Linked DNA regions of Homo sapiens: region 2 is linked to region 1. A link is a loop called in an ENCODE intact Hi-C map of the cell type or tissue named here. Cell type or tissue: left lung. All regions are shown on one strand. Links, peaks and the distances in the headings refer to the core of each region. The heading gives the core; the rest is flanking DNA.

Region 1 (8,532 bases), core at 2,040-6,039:
TGGGGCTCAGTGGGGCCATGGATGGCTTCTGGAGGACCTCAGATCAAATGGGAGAGACTAGGGCAAAGATCATAAGGAAAAAATGGAGAGGGTCAGGCCAGATTTGACTGGCTGGGAGACAGAATCCCATGTGGACTGTGGGAAGCATCTGAAAGGATTACTATCTCTAAAGAGTTATTTTCAGCATCAAATCCTCTACAAGACCCCCAAACTCATCTTGTCCCTCCAGTCCCTTCCTAGGCAGCATCCCTAAAACCCCACCCCTTCGCCTGTGGCAGGACCCTGTCTTGTCCTCATTTCTGCACACTTATGTCACTGTTCATCTCCTCCCACCCTCAGGCCTCACAGGACTTATTTGTGGTCACCATATCAGACTGGGTTAGCTCAGTGTGGGGGCTGCTGGCACTTTGTTCATTGCTGCAACACTACTACCTGGCACATCACCCGGTTACTTCTCTTGGTTTGTCCCTGGGTTGCCACAAAGAACTTTCTCCTTCCAGCAGTTTCCTCATGCATTGCCCCAGGGTTTCTGTAGGCATCCTATCCGGGAATACTGCTTGACCCAGATTTCAAGATCACCTGGAAGGCTCTGGCAGTCTTTTCTTATAATATCCACTTTCATCAGGGTGTCCACCAGACAAATAAGTATTTCCAATTCAGGTGGTAGAAGTGGAAATTGTCATTTAAGATTCTGTTAATCTAGGATTATGTCCTCTTCTTTCTCACAGACAACAGGAACTTCGCTCCTAAGCTCCAGAAGTGATTTTGAAACATCTTTCAGTTATAGGCAGGGCTGAGCTTGTGGATGTGTGACCTGTGTAAATCACACAGGTCCCTGTGGTTGGTTTAATGCTCTGTTGTCCCCATCTTGAAATTCTTAATCATTTTTGAAGAAAAGGTCCTGCAATTTGATTTTGCACTGGGCCCTGCAAATTATGTATCTGATCCTGGATATATGGTGTGTGAAATCCTAGCAAAAGGCTATAGAGAACATTTGCATATTGAACTATGAACACAACTTGCCCCACATACTGTTCGCTCTAAACCCTGGGCTTCTGCTTGGGACAGGAAAATGATGGGAGAGTACAGCTCCCTGGAGCTGGGTCTCTATTAGACATGAGAGTCTCTGGTCCAGGCTCTGGGTAGGACAGCCAGGTCTGTCCCCATCATCTCCAGATTGTAGCATCATTTCTCCCCTACATCCAACTGCATCCTCAACAAGTGTGTGGCAGCCAGGTAGTAACAGGCAGAAGGGACAGAGCACAGGAACCAGGGGCTCATCACGGACAATCAGCATCTGCCTCTTGGCCAATGGCTACTACTTCGAAGTCTAATCGACGTCTTGAATTCACATCACAAAAGCTAAATTCTGGCACTCTCTCCATTTCTCACCACTTCCACTGCGGCCACCCTGGTCAAAGCTGCTGTTGTCTCTTGTGTGGATCATTTGCCATGGCATCCTGACTAGTCTCCCTCTTCCCATGTTTGCCCCCTCCAGTCCATTCTCAGTACAGTAGCCAGGCCATGCTGTTAAAGCAACCATAATTGACTCCTTTGAGGCAAAAAGAAATGCTATTGATAATTACAATGGATAACAGGAGTAAGCCAGTACTGGCCCTGGCAAACCAGAACATGTGATCACCTTGATTAAAACTAAGTCAGATTTCGTTCCTCCTCTGCTCAAAACCCTCTTTTAGTCCATTTTCTGTTGCTGTAACAGAATACCACAGACTGGGTAATCTATAAACAAAAGAAGTTTATTTAGCTCACAATTCTGCAGGCTGGGAATTCCAAGGACGTGGTGCCAGCATCTGGTGAGGGCCTTTTACCTTCATCCTAACATGGCAGAGGGCACCACATGGCAAGAGGGCAAAACGAAGCATGTGCAAGAGAGAGCTCACTTTGATAACAAAGGCATTCCCATGAGTACTCACTCCCCTGATGGTGACAACATGAATGCATTCATGAGAGCAGAATCCTCATTAATCCATTAACCCATTCATGAGGGCACAGTTTCTAACACATGGACTTTTGGGAGACACATTCAAACACCAGCAACTCTATGCCAGGTCCACGTTTCACACGGCATAAAAGCTGAAGTCCTTCTAAGAGGATGATTTTCTAGATCGGGTCTCCAGCTACCTCTCCGACCTCATTTATGCTTCACTCCGCCTCAGCTACACGGCTTCCTTCTGGAAGCATGCCAGGCCTATCCACCAGGGCTGCTGCACCAGCTGTTGCCTCTTCTTAAAGTTATTGTATATTTAAATAATAATGGGGCCGGGCGCGGTGGCTCATGCCTGTAATCCCAGCACTTTGGGAGGCTGAGGCGGATGGATCACCTGGGGTCAGGAGTTCAAGACTAGCCTGGCCAAGATGGTGAAACCCCACCTCTACTAAAAATACACAAATTAGCCGGGCGTGGTGGTGCACGCCTGTAATCCCAGCTACACGGGAGGCTGAGGCATGAGAATCGCTTGAACCTGGGAGGCAGAGGTTGCAGTGAGCTGAGATCGCGCCACTGCACTCCAGCCTGGGCGACACAGTGAAATTCGGTCTCAAAAAAAAAAAAATGATGATAAATAAAAATAATGGGGTGGCAAAATTCATGAGGGTGGTGTTGACTGTGCTCAGAAATCAAAAGCAATGTCCAGCTGGGCATGGTGGCTCACACCCGCAATCCCAGAACTTTCAGAGGCTAATGTGGGAGGATCGCTTGAGGCTGAGTTTGAGACCAGGCTGGGCAACTTAGTGGGACTCCATCTCTGTATAAAAGAAAAAAAGCAAGGCCTCTATATATGACCTGAGTGAATGGCTCCCACCACGCCTCCTCTTCTCAGGGGAAGAGGAAAATGCTCTTCCCCTGAGATCCACATGCCTCCTCCAAGTCTTAGTTTGTGTCACTTTCTTGGGGAGGCTTACCAGTCCCCTCCCAATTGTCCCCCAGGCTGAAATGGGGAAATGGGTATGGAGCGTGGATCTTTAGCTCTGACCTGAATGAGTAGGAGATGCTAGGTGCCGACTCCTTTCTCTGTCTCAGTGTCTGGAAACTGAACAATTGAGCCTGGATGATATCTTAGCCCCCTCCCACTCCCCACTTACCCTACGATCATGCATGCCCCGTGCTGCTCATAGCTCCTGACGGTCAAGGCAGAGAGTGGATACTGAGGAGACCCTGAGCACTAAAGCTGGGGCAAAACAGGAAATGGACAGGGAAGTCTGTTGTGCTGTTTAAATGTCTTCCATCTTGCCTCGATTTTCACTAAGGTGTTTTTTTTTTTTTTTCTTTTTTTTTTCGCCCCATCTGGAAACTGCCAGACACTAAAGGTTTCTTAACCGTGGGCATAGAATTTATGGGGTCCCTGAACTTGCAAAGGAAAATAATTAAATACTTATTCTCACTCACCTTTAAGTGATACTTGGGATTTTCTTCAATTATGAATGCAGGCAGCAAATAAACCATAGTGGTATTAGCAGTGCCAATAGAAATGGAAGGTATGTTCATGTCATATTACAGTCATTACAGTGACCTGGAAAAGTCACTTGTGCTCATTTTTTCCAAATTCCTAGATCTTGTTATTTATTCCCATCTAGTTCACGCATTTAAAAAGGTTATTCTGAGAGGAGCGCCACAGGGTAACCAGTCTGTGTACAAAGTAAGGTTAAGAGTCTCCATTAGGGGTTATTTCATTTCCCTGTGGCTCAAGCAGCTCTGAGATTTGGTTTTGAGGGGGTCTGAGACTGACTTCGCCAAGCCCGGCTCCGGGTGTGCAGGGCCCCTCGGGCAGGGGGCCGCGAGAGGGCAGGCGTGTCCCAGCCTGTTCCAGCAGCTCGGGCTGCAAAGGGCCATGCTGCTCCCGGGGTCAGCGCCGCTCATACTGGGAGCGTACGTCCACCACCTAGTGGTGAAGCGCGGCGCTGCGCTCCGCAGCCTTGGCGAGGCCCAGGCCCAGGCCCAGCCCAGGTGTCACAGCCAGCCCAGGTGTCGCAGACAGCGGGCTGCTGTTCCTGTGCCCTCACTCCGACACCTGCTCCCAGGCCCCCCTAAACGGAGGAACATTGGCAGAGCCCCAAATTTAAATGTCCTCCTTTGCAACTCTCTTCGGGTTCAGGCATACATGGCCAGGATCACTTGGTGGGAACTATTCACCCATGTCATATTTAGGGGCGTTCCTTTTTTTTTTCTTTTATTATAAATGTAGTGATGGAGTCCCGCTGTGTTACCCAGGCTGCTCTCAAACTCCCGGCCTCAAGCGATCCTCCCACCTCAGCCTCTCAAAGTGCTGGGATTGCAGGCCTGAGCCACCACGCCCAGCTTTGATTTCTGAGCACAGTCAACACAACCCTCGTGAATTTTGCCACCCCATTATTATTTAAATATGCAATAACTTTCTTTAAGGAACTCACTTTTTACCTGAAATTAATTCATATAAAATGGAAAGTTTACATCCCTATCGCAAATGGAAAACCCAGTATACTTTGCCACAAATATAAGGTAACTATAAAGACAAATACAACAAAGACAAAACAATTCTGTTACTGCTAATCAGTTCCAGCTAGGCGTAAAGACTTAGTAGCATCAAACAAAGGCTTTCTGTTTGACATGATTGGAATGACTTGGGGGAAAAAACTGAAAAGGGGATGGCTTTTTTAAACTTTGGCATTCAATGTTATTACACGAAGATCATCCCACCATTTGGAGAACACTGAGGGAGATGAGGCTGAGTCCTTGGCAGCTTCTCAGTATTCAATAACCGCACCTTGGGAGGCTGGCAATGCAGGCCAGGCCCTGGGGTAGGTGTTCTGGATGCTGGGAGGGACAGGTTATTCATAGGCTCTACTTTCAATGGGCATTTTGGAGGACTTCTCCTTTCCTCCAAGTGGATCTGGAGATTCTCCTTCCTCAGCTTCAGTGGGGAAGCCACTTGGTGTACCCCCTGCATAAGTGGCAGGTTATTTTTGTAGTTGGGCTCAGGGAAGCTACAGAGCTGGGTGTGGTAGCAGATAGAAGGAGCAAGGCCGTGATCTTGTCTGGGTACTGGGCATCCTGCCCACAAGTTCATTGTGTGGACGACATATTTCCTCAGCAGGCACTTGTCTTGAGGTCTGTGCCAGGATTTGGCCCTCAGGGTTATATGTTGCTCTGTTTAAGACTTACCCATAGGATTTCCAAAGGACAGAAAGAATTTGAATACAGATCTGGTAGCTTAGAGGGCAAGCTAAGATAATAAGTGAGAATGCAAGCATGTGTGTGTGTGTGTTAAGAACTACAGAACACTTCACACATAAGAACTTTGTACAAACCTCTGCACTAAATAATGCAGAGCACCTAAATGAAATACTAGTATGGCTTCTAACAGCATAATGCTGTGTCCCTAGGATGTTACTAGAGATAAAGAAGGACATTTTGTAATATGAGATGGGTCAATCCACAGTCTACACACATGTCAAAACATATTGTACACTATGAATCCCAAATATCTGAGATAGGTCTCAGTTAATTTGGGAAGTTTATTTTGCCAAGGTTGAGGACATGTTCCCATGACACAGCCTCAAGAGATCCTGACATGTGCCCAAGGTGATCAGGGCACAGCTTGGTTTTATACATTTTAGGGAGACATGAGACATCAATCAGTATATGTAAGATAAACATTAGTTCTTCCCAAAAAGGCAGGACAACTCAAAGCAGGGAGGGGGCTTCCAGGTCACAGGTAGGTGAGAGACAAATGGTTGCATTCTTTTGAGTTTCTGATTAGCCTCTCCAAAGGAGGCATTCAGGTATGCATTTATCTCAGTGAGCAGAGGGGTGACTTTGAATAGAGCGGGAGGCAGGTTTGCCCTAAGTAGTTCCCAGCTTGACTTTTCCCTTTAGCTTAGTGATTTTGGGGTCATAAGATTTATTTTCCTTTCACATTTCCCCCCTTTTGTTTCTAAAATCTTTTGGAGAAAGCATTATCGGAAGAAAATGAGTCCCTGGTCTCAGGTTTCATCTGCTGTCTCACAGCTAAGACAGTTTATTCCTAGACAGATAAGTTCCAAGTTATTAGGAAAGCTCATTTTTAGCAGGTTCTGAAGTCTTATGTCCTATGAAGAGAAAATAGGAGAAAGAAGGGAGAAAAACAACAACAAACAAAAGAACAATCCTGCAAAACTGATATAGACCACCTTACTCTGTAGTCCATACATCAGTAGGCAGGTATAAAAGTGGCTTATGTATGTAAAAGGTTGCTGTTATTTTCTTTTGAAGTTTAAGTTGTCTAGTTTCAGTTTGCAGGGCTTTAAGAAAGCATAGCTTAGTTTTCAGTGATTTCAAATTAGGAAAAATGTAGGGAAAAGGAAAAGAAAGAAAAAAATGAAAACATTATTTTGGAGACTTGTAGCCAGGAAAAGTTAGAATTCAGTCCAGTCTGTAGAAAATAATAAAAACAGAAAAACATTAGGCAAGACTAGAATCTAACAACAGGTGTACTTTAGTTTTTGAAACAATTTTTCTCTCTCCAGTTTCCCATTTTTACTAAAAATCATGACAAATCATGGTAGGACCAATTTGCTTTATTATACTTGGCCAAATTATTTGTATAAAGTGCAGCTAGAATAATTATTCTTCACATAGGCTTTTTAAATTGGCTTTGATGGAACTTTGTTCCATAGAAGGAATCTCAGATATGACTTTTTTAAAGCCAAGCCCAGCCATGGATTTGTACCATCAAATACCTATGAGTTGGGTGAATTCCTCTCCCCTTGAGGTCTCAAGATAACTTGGGGTTCCCAGGCCAGTCAGAAAGTGACATTCATTTCTTATCACAGGTCAAGAACCGTGTACAGGGACTGTGTAGATAAGGTATGAGGCCAGTTTTCCCAAGGGGCTTTTATTGGCTCTAAAAGACAACTTTGATTCCTTAAAGGAAAGTAAACCATTCCAGTCAAAACTTGGTAAAATAACCAGTTGCTCCAGTCATGTCCTGTTACAAATGAAAACAGATTCTTATTGCACTTATGCAAATAACTATATAGCCGTAAGTTAAGAATACTTAAAATAGTTTCCAAATTCTGGAGAAATCAGGTGGAGAGAAACAAATATACTCCAAATTTTGTTGGTAGGAGTATACTTAGTTGTTAAAAGCTGTCAATAGCACAAAAGAAAAGTTTCCTTGACTCTGAAAATTGAAAGATCAGTAACATTTTAAGCAAAAAGTCAAAAAGATTACTTCAGTCATCTATTATTTCAGTCTTTGTAGTTAATTCCTGTTCTGCTTGAAATTCATGAACATTTCAGCTCTCCATGAGTCCTGAAAGTTTTTCCTCTATTCTGATGTCACCATCTCCAAAATTATCAGAAACCTCCATTCAGGAGCCCCTATTAGAGTTTTATAGTAGATTATAAAACCACCTTCTAAAGAGAACCAAAACAAGACAACAATTGTCCATGGATGACAAAATGTTTTAGGGCAGCTATAGTCAAAGACACAATTGACAAGGAAATCTGTTACCTCTGTGGCACACAAAAATTTAACATAACAATTATTATTATTACTACTAACTATGTACACTAAGTCATATCAGAATTATAGGAGTTCCCATAATTTTGGAACACATACCAATAACATATTTATACAAATATAGCCCAAAGAAAACCAAACCATTTCATGTTTGACAATGCTTCCTGTATAATTTTTATACCAAATAGGCCAAATATGTCATTTTTGGGCTTTAGGGAACCTAATATCTAAAAAGATTAATTAGGTCATAAAAAGACGTGTAATTTTATTTTGAAAAGTTTGTCAAATATCAAAGGTTTAAAACACTTGATATCACAAAATAGGATCACAGTTCATTGTAAAATAAGTGATTCATTTAACCAAAGTGATAACTCAAGGGTTTTCTAAAAAGGTGACAACCTTCATTCTTTGAGAGAGGAGACTTAATTTTCCAAACAATAAGCCCTAATAAAAATAGCATGAAGCCAATTAAATTTGTTTTTCAAAATTTTTAAACAATCTCTAAAATGTTAATTTTGACCATAACATATAACTTCCATAAGTCTTTTTATAGCCTTTATAACCTTTAATAAGGAGTTGGTTAATACTTCAAGAAAACCTTGTTAATCTGACACAGGGCCTCATGTGCTGGTCTTGCATCAGTATGCCTTTGACATTAATGGTTAATTTATAGAGAAACTGAACTTCCTTTATCTCTCAAAATTGGCCCTTACAATCTCATGCACCTGCCTCTTCTGTGATACTCCCTGGACCTTGAGGAGTTGAATAGCTTTAATTTCTGGCCCTGTGTCTTAGGAATGCAGTTTATTTTGATTGGCATCTTCTATCAGACCTGAATACGAAGCTTTAATTGCTGTCAGTGTTTAAGAGTTAGCAGGATTTGGTGTCCTTTTTAGACCCAGGAGTCAAAGCCCAGCAACTCAATGTTACAAGGACTTTAAAAGCACATACAGAAAAATACATGGAGGTAATAACCTTAATTGAAAAAAATTTTTGATCTGTTTTTTCTAAGCAAACCAAAACTTAATAATAA
Region 2 (7,020 bases), core at 658-4,657, 320 kb before region 1:
TCAGCCTCCCAAGTAGCTGAGATTACAGGTGTCTGCCCCTGCACACGGCTAGTTTTTTGTATTTTTAGTAGAGACAGGGTTGTATCATGTTGGCCAGGCTGGTCTCGAACTCCTGACCTCAGGTGACCCACCCACTTCGGCCTCCCAAAGTGCTGGGATTACAGGCGTGAGCCGCTGTGCCTGGACAAGATAGACATTTTTTGAGACAATCCAGGTAAGCAACGAACCGAGGTGGACATATAAACTCATTCAAATATGGCAGGGGTGAAGGACCCAGCTAGGATGAGAGGGGAGTGTGTACCCAGCTAGGATGAGAGGGGAGTGTGCACTCCCGATTTGATGGGAAGAAAAACGAGGGTAGGTAGATCGTTGTTTTGGTGATGTTAGCAACGTGATGCTTCTCATTTGCTGTGGGAGGAAAACGAGCTAGGAATTAGCTTCAAGAACAGCAGCCGCATCACTCCAGGATGGTCCTGAGCTCTGCCCCGGGGAGGGTGAATATGAAAGAGTTGTGAAGTCTTTTCTTTCACCTACCTGGAAAACTGCTGCTCATCCTCAAATTTCCTCTTCCGGGAAGCCTCCCTGGCTTGCCCCACTGCCCAACCCCATCCCATCCTGAAAGCCCTCCCTGAGCTTCCCTCCTCATGCTCCTGAGGGTGGCCCACTCTAAGTGGGACACTGATACCTAGACTTGCAGGGTGAGGAAGAACTGGCCAGGTGGAAAGCCTGGAGAATATGCCAGACCGAGGGCACAGCGTGTGTCAAGAGCAAGCCTGGCTAGAGCTTGAGGCCCACAGGGACAGAAAGGAAAGCTGGATCTTAGGAGGTCAATGAGGAGGTTGGGAGGAAGCGGGATATAGGAAAGATGATAAATGGATATCAGGCCCTAAAAGGTGCCAGATCTGTGGGGAGGTCAGCAGGGCACAGCAGGATTTTTAAGGCCACTGCAAGGGCTTTGCATTTGTTTGAGGGGCCACAGGAAGCCACTGAAGCGTTTTAGGCCGTGGAATGGTCTTTATCCCTCAGTTTTGTCAACCAAAAAAAAAAAAAGAATCAAACTGTAAAATACTTGAAGGGATTTACTCATGTGAGTATTACGGTAGGTAGCTAGGCAGGCATGAACAGGGCAAGAGAAGGCTCCCCCTCCACCCAACAGGAAAGTCAGGCCACCCTCAGGTGATGGTCAGGCAGTTACACTGTTTCTCTAAAATAACAGTTGGTGGCAGCCTGCTCCAGGGAAAGGCAGTTTCCCAATAGATACAAAAACCTGAAACGGATGATCAGCTTCCCAATAAGATCTCAGGAGTTGGGTGACTGAGCTTGAGCATGCGTACTAAGAAGCAAAATGATGGAGTTTAAGAGATATATGACCTTCTAGGAACATTCAGCTGGTAAGGGAAGAAAGCCTCAAGTCAGCATGCGTACAAGGCCAGTCAACAAATTGCACGTTTCCCTCCCAAGCGCTAGCAGGCCACTGACCATGTGGACAACCCACCTCAAAAAAAGAATCAGGGGAGAAGGGCTGCAAGACCCCCAGAAGCGTGCCACCATATAAAACTCCAAGTCAGGCTGGACATGGTGGCTCATGTCTGTAATCCCAGCATTTTGGGAGGCTGAGGCAGGCGGATCACTGGAAGTCAGGAGTTTGAGACCAGTCGGGCCAACATGGTGAAACCCCATCTCTACTAAAAATACAAAACTTAGCCAGGTGTGGTAGTGCATACCTGTAATCCCAGCTAGCTACTGGAGAGGCTGAGGCAGGAGAATTACTTGAACCCAGGAGGTGGAGGTTGCAGTGAGCCGAGCTTGCGCCACTGCACTCCAGCTTGGGCGACAGAGTGGACTCTGTCTGAAAAAAAACAAAAAACAAAAAAACCACAAGTCAAAAGGTCAAACCACACACTTGTCTTTCAAGTTGCCCTCTTGGCCCTCTTCCAAGTGTACTTTCCTTCCTTTTGTTCCCACTCTAAAGCTTTTTAAATAAAATTTCACTCCTGCTCTAAAACTTGCCTTGGTCTCTCCTTCTGCCTTATGCCTCTGTGAACCCCAAAAATCTGAGGCAGATCTCAGTTAATTTAGAAAGTTTATTTTGCCAAGGTTGAGGACACATGCCCATGACACAGCCTCAGGAGGTCTTGGTGACATGTGCCCAAGGTGATCACAGCACAGTTTGTTTTTTTACATTTTAGGGAAACATGAGACATCAATCAACATATGTCAGATGAACATTGGTTCTGTCTGGAGAGGCGGGACAACTAGAAGTGGGGAAGGTTTTCCAGGTCATAGGTAGATAAGAGACCAATGGTTGCATTCTTTTGAGGTTCTTATTAGCCTCTCCAAGACAGGCAAAAGGATACGCATTTATCTCAGTGAGCAGAGGGGTGACTTTGAATAGAATGGGAGGCAGGTTTGCCCTAAGCAGTTCCCAGCTTGACTTTTCCCTTTAGCTTAGTGATTTTGAAGACTCAAGATATTTTCCTTCACATTCCCCCTTTTTCTTTTTAAAAATCTTTTAGAGAAAGCATTTTAGAAGAAAATCAGTCTCTGATCTCAGGTTTCATCTGATCTCTCATGGCTAGGATGGTTTATTCCTAGACAGGTAAGTCCCTAGTTGCTAGGAAAGCTCATTTTTAGAAGGTTGTGAAGTCTCACGTCCTCTGAAGAGAAAATAGGGGGAGGAAAGGAGAACAACAACAAACAAAAGAACAATCCTGAAAAATTGATATAGGCCACATTACTCCGAAGTCCATACATCAGTAGACAGATACGAAAGTGGCTGGCCCGGCGCGGTGGCTCACATCTGTAATCCCAGCACTTTGGGAGGCTGAGGCAGGCGGATCACCTGAGGTCGGGAGTTTGAGACCAGCCTGACCAACATGGAGAAACCCCGTCTCTACTAAAAATACAAAATTAGCCAGGCGTGGTGGTGCACTCCTGTAATCCCAGCTACTTGGGAGGCTGAGGCAGGAGAATAGCTTGAACCCCGGAGGCGGAGGTTGCAATGAGCCAAGATTGTGCCATTGCACTCCAGCCTGGGCAACACAAAGAGCAAAACTCTGTCTCAAAAATAAACAAACAACAAAAAAAGTGGCTTATGTATATAAATATAAATAGGTTGCTGTTATTTTCTTCTGAAGTTTAAGTTGTCCAGCTTCAGTTCACAGGGCTTTATGAAAACACAGCTTAGTTTTCAGTGACTCCAGATTAGGCAAAATGGGGAAAAAAAGAAGGAAAAATTTGAAAACATTATTTTGAAGACACGTTGCCAAGAAAAATTAGAATTTGGTTCAAACTGTAGATAATAATAAGAATTGAAAAATATTAGACAAGACTAGAATCTAACAATGAGTGTTACTATAGTTTTGGAAACATAATTTTCCTCTCTCTAGTTTCCTATTTTTACTAAAGACAAATCATGGTAGGACTGGTTTGCTTTATTGTACTTGGCCTAATTATTTGTATACACTACAGCAAAAATAATTAATGTTTACACAGGCTTTTAAACTGGTTTTGATGGAACGTTGTCCCAGAGAAGGAATCTCAGATAAGACTTTTTTTAAAGCCGAGCCCAGCCATGAATTTGTACCATCAAATACTGATGAGTTGGGTAAATTCTTCTCCTCTTGAGGTTCCAAGATAAACGTGGGGCTCCTGGGCCCCACAGTGACATTCTTTACTTACCACAGGTCAGGAACCCTTTACAGGGACTGTGTAGACAAAGGTATGAGGCCAGTTTTTCAAGGGGCTTTTATTGGCTCCATAAGTGAAGTTTGATTCCTTAAAGGAAAGCACACCGTTCTGGTCAAAGTCTTGGTAAAAATAACTAGTTTCTCCAATGGTGTCCTGTTACAAATGAAAACAGATTCTTTTTGCACTTATGCAAATAACTGTATTGTCATAAGTTAGGAATACTCACAAATAGTTTCCAAAATCTGTAGAAATCAGGTAGAGAGAAACAAATATGCTCTGAATTTTGTTCTTGAGTATACTTAACTCAATTGTTAAAAGTTGTAAATAGCTTAAAAGTTTTCTTGACTCTGAAAAGCAAAACAAAGATCAGCAATGTTTTAAGCAAAAAGTTAAAAAGATTACTTCAGACTTCTATTAGTTTAGTCCATGCAGTTAATTCCTGTTCTGCTTGATATTCATGAACATTTCAGCCCTCCCTGAATCCTGAAAGTTTTTCCTTTATGCTGATGTCACAATCTCCAAAGTTATCAGAAACCTGCATTCAAGAGCACCTGTTAGGCCAGACACAGTGACTCATGCCTATAATTTCAGCACTTTGGGAGGCTGAGGCCAGCGGATCTCTTGAGGCCAGGAGTTCAAGACCAGCCTGGCCAACATGGCGAAACCCCATCTCTACTAAACATACAAAAATTAGCCAGGCGTGGTGGTACATGCCTGCAGTCCCAGCTACTTGGGAGACTGATCTCCTCATGCTTCCCTCTTCATGCTCATGCTTTTTTTCTGAGACAGAGTCTTGCTCTGTCGCCCAGGCCGGAGTTAAGAATCACTTGAGCCCAGGAGGCAGAGGTTGCAGTGAGCTGAGATCATGCCACTGCACTCCAGCCTGAGCAACAGAGGGAGACTCTTTCCCTGCCCAAAAAAAGAGCACCTGTTAGAGTTTTAGAGTTTTACAGCTGATTATAAAACTACCTTTTATAAAATCAGTTTTATAGCTGATTGTAAAACCAAAGAGGACCAAAACAAGACGATTATCCGTGAATGACAAAAAGTTTTAGAGCAGCCATAGTCAAAGATACAATTGGCAAGGAAATTTGTTACTTCTGCAGCACACAATAATTTAACATAACAATTATGGTTATTACTGATAATGTACATTAAGTCAGATCAGAATTATAGGAGTTTCTCATAATTTTGGGACACATACCAATAACATATTTATAGGAATACAGCCCAAAGAAAACCAAACACCATTTTATATTTGACAATGCTTCCTGTATAATTTTTAGACCAAATAAGCCAAATATGTCATTTTTGGATTTTAGAGAACCTATTAATAACATTTTAAAAGACTAGTTAGGTCAGAAAAAAACATAATTTATAATTTTATCTTGGAAAGTTTGTCAAATATCAAAGGTATAAAACACTTGATATTACAAAATAGGATTACAAGTCATTGCAAAATAATTCATTTAACTGGCTGGGCGTGCTGGCTCATGCCTGTAACCCCAGCATTTAAGGAGGCCAAGGTGGGTGGATCACCTGAGGTCAGGATTTTGAGACCAGCAGGCCAACATGGTGAAACCCCATCTCTACTAAAAATACAAAAATTAGCCTGGTGTAGTGGCGCATGCCTGTAATCCTAGCCACCCAGGAGGCTGAGGCAGGAGAATCACTTGAACCTGGGAGGCAGAGGTTGTAGTAAGCCAAGATTGCACAATTGCACTCCAGCCTGGGTGACAGAACAAGACTCTGTCGAGGCGGGTGGACTTTGCAAGGCTGAGGTGGGCAGATCATGAGGTCAAGAGATTGAGGTCATCCTGGCCAACATGGTGAAAACCTGTCTCTACTAAAAATAAAAAAATTACCTGGGCATGGTGATGCACGCCTGTAGTCCCAGCTACTTGGGAGGCTGAGGCAGGAGAATCGCTTGAACCTGGGAGGCGGGGGTTGCAGTGAACCGAGATCGTGCCACTGCACTCCAGCCTGGCGACACAGCAAGACTCTGTCTCACAAAAGTAAATAAATAAATTAGTTAATTAATTAAAAGAAGAATTCATTTAACCAAAGTGATAACTCAAGGATTTAAAAAATACAGTGAAAACCTTCATTCTTTTTTTTTTTTTTTTTTGAGATGGAGTTTTGCTCTGTTGCCCAGGCTGGAGTTCAGGGGGTTGATCTCAGCTCACTGCTCACTGCAACCTCTGCCTCCCAGATTCAAGCGATTCTCCTTGCCTCAGCCTCCTGAGTAACTGGGATTACAGGCACCTGCCATCATGCCTGGCTAATTTTTGTATTTTGGTAGAGATGGGGTTTCACCATGTTAGCCAGGCTGGTCCTGAACTCCTAACTTCAGGTGATCTGCCCTCCTCGGCCTGCCAAAGTGCTGGGCTTACAGTCATGAGCCACCGCACCCGGCCTGAAAACCTTCATTCTTTAAGAGAAGAGATTTAAATGATAAGCCCTAGTAAAAACAACATGAAGCCAATTAAATTTGTTTTCCAAAATTTTATAAACAATTTATAAAATTTTCATCTTGATCATAAAATACAACTTCCAGCTGGGCACGGTGGCTCAGGCCTGTAATCCCAGCACTTTGGAAGGCCCAGGTGGGTGATCACTTGAGGTCAGGTGTTCAAGACCAGTCTGACAAACATGGTGAAACCCTGTCTCTACTAAAAAAATACAAAATTAGCCAGGTGTGGTGGTGCATGCCTGTAATCCTAGTTACCTGGGTGGGTGAGGCAGGAGAAATCTCTTGAACCTAGGAGGTGGAGTCTGCAGTGAGCTGAGATTGTGCCATTGCACACCAGCCTGGGCGACAAGAGCCAAACTCCGTCACAAAACAACAAACAAACAAACAAAAGTACATACAGGCAGATAGAAGGATGTGATAATTTTAATTAAAAAAAAATTTTTTTCGAGATAGAGTCTTGCTCTGTTGTCCCAGCTGGAGTGCAGTGGCATGACCTCAGCTCACTGTAACCACTGCTTCCTAGGTGCAAGCAATTCTCCTGCCTCAGCCTCCCAAATAGCTGGGATTACAGGTGCGTGCCACCATGCCTGGCTAATTTTTGTATTTTTAGTACAGATGGGGTTTCACCATGTTGGCCAGGCTGGTCTCAAACTCCTGACCTTTGATCCACCCACCTCGGCCTCCCAAAGTGTTGGGATTCCAGACCTTAGCCAGTGAGCCCAGCCCATTCCTCTTTCTTAAACTACCAGCCATTTTACTTTAGTACTAAATTTATCATACAAAATTCTTTCTCATATGAAATTATTTCTCTTTAAGCTTTCTTACCAAAAAAAAAAAAAAACCTCTTTATTTTTATA

Evidence for each region. Peaks named below come from ENCODE experiments on the same cell type or tissue, not always from the same donor. Only the 100,000 strongest peaks of a DNase experiment are listed, where the experiment ranks them.
Region 2: it touches region 1 in a loop (8-fold over the local background); 4 of 110 quality-filtered maps call a loop at or near these places.

The regions. Positions count from the first base shown.
Region 1 is chr16:74,808,638-74,817,169 of GRCh38, reverse strand. No RefSeq gene overlaps it. Among named protein-coding and RNA genes, the nearest start is that of FA2H, 38 kb to the right of the region's middle. In left lung, for the core only: a CTCF peak has its summit at 3,922 (motif pointing left); a DNase peak (open chromatin) is centred at 3,889.
Region 2 is chr16:75,124,848-75,131,867 of GRCh38, reverse strand. It overlaps a transcript of ZFP1 not described here. Among named protein-coding and RNA genes, the nearest start is that of LDHD, 12 kb to the right of the region's middle. In left lung, for the core only: no CTCF peak of the experiment used is centred there; a DNase peak (open chromatin) is centred at 2,797.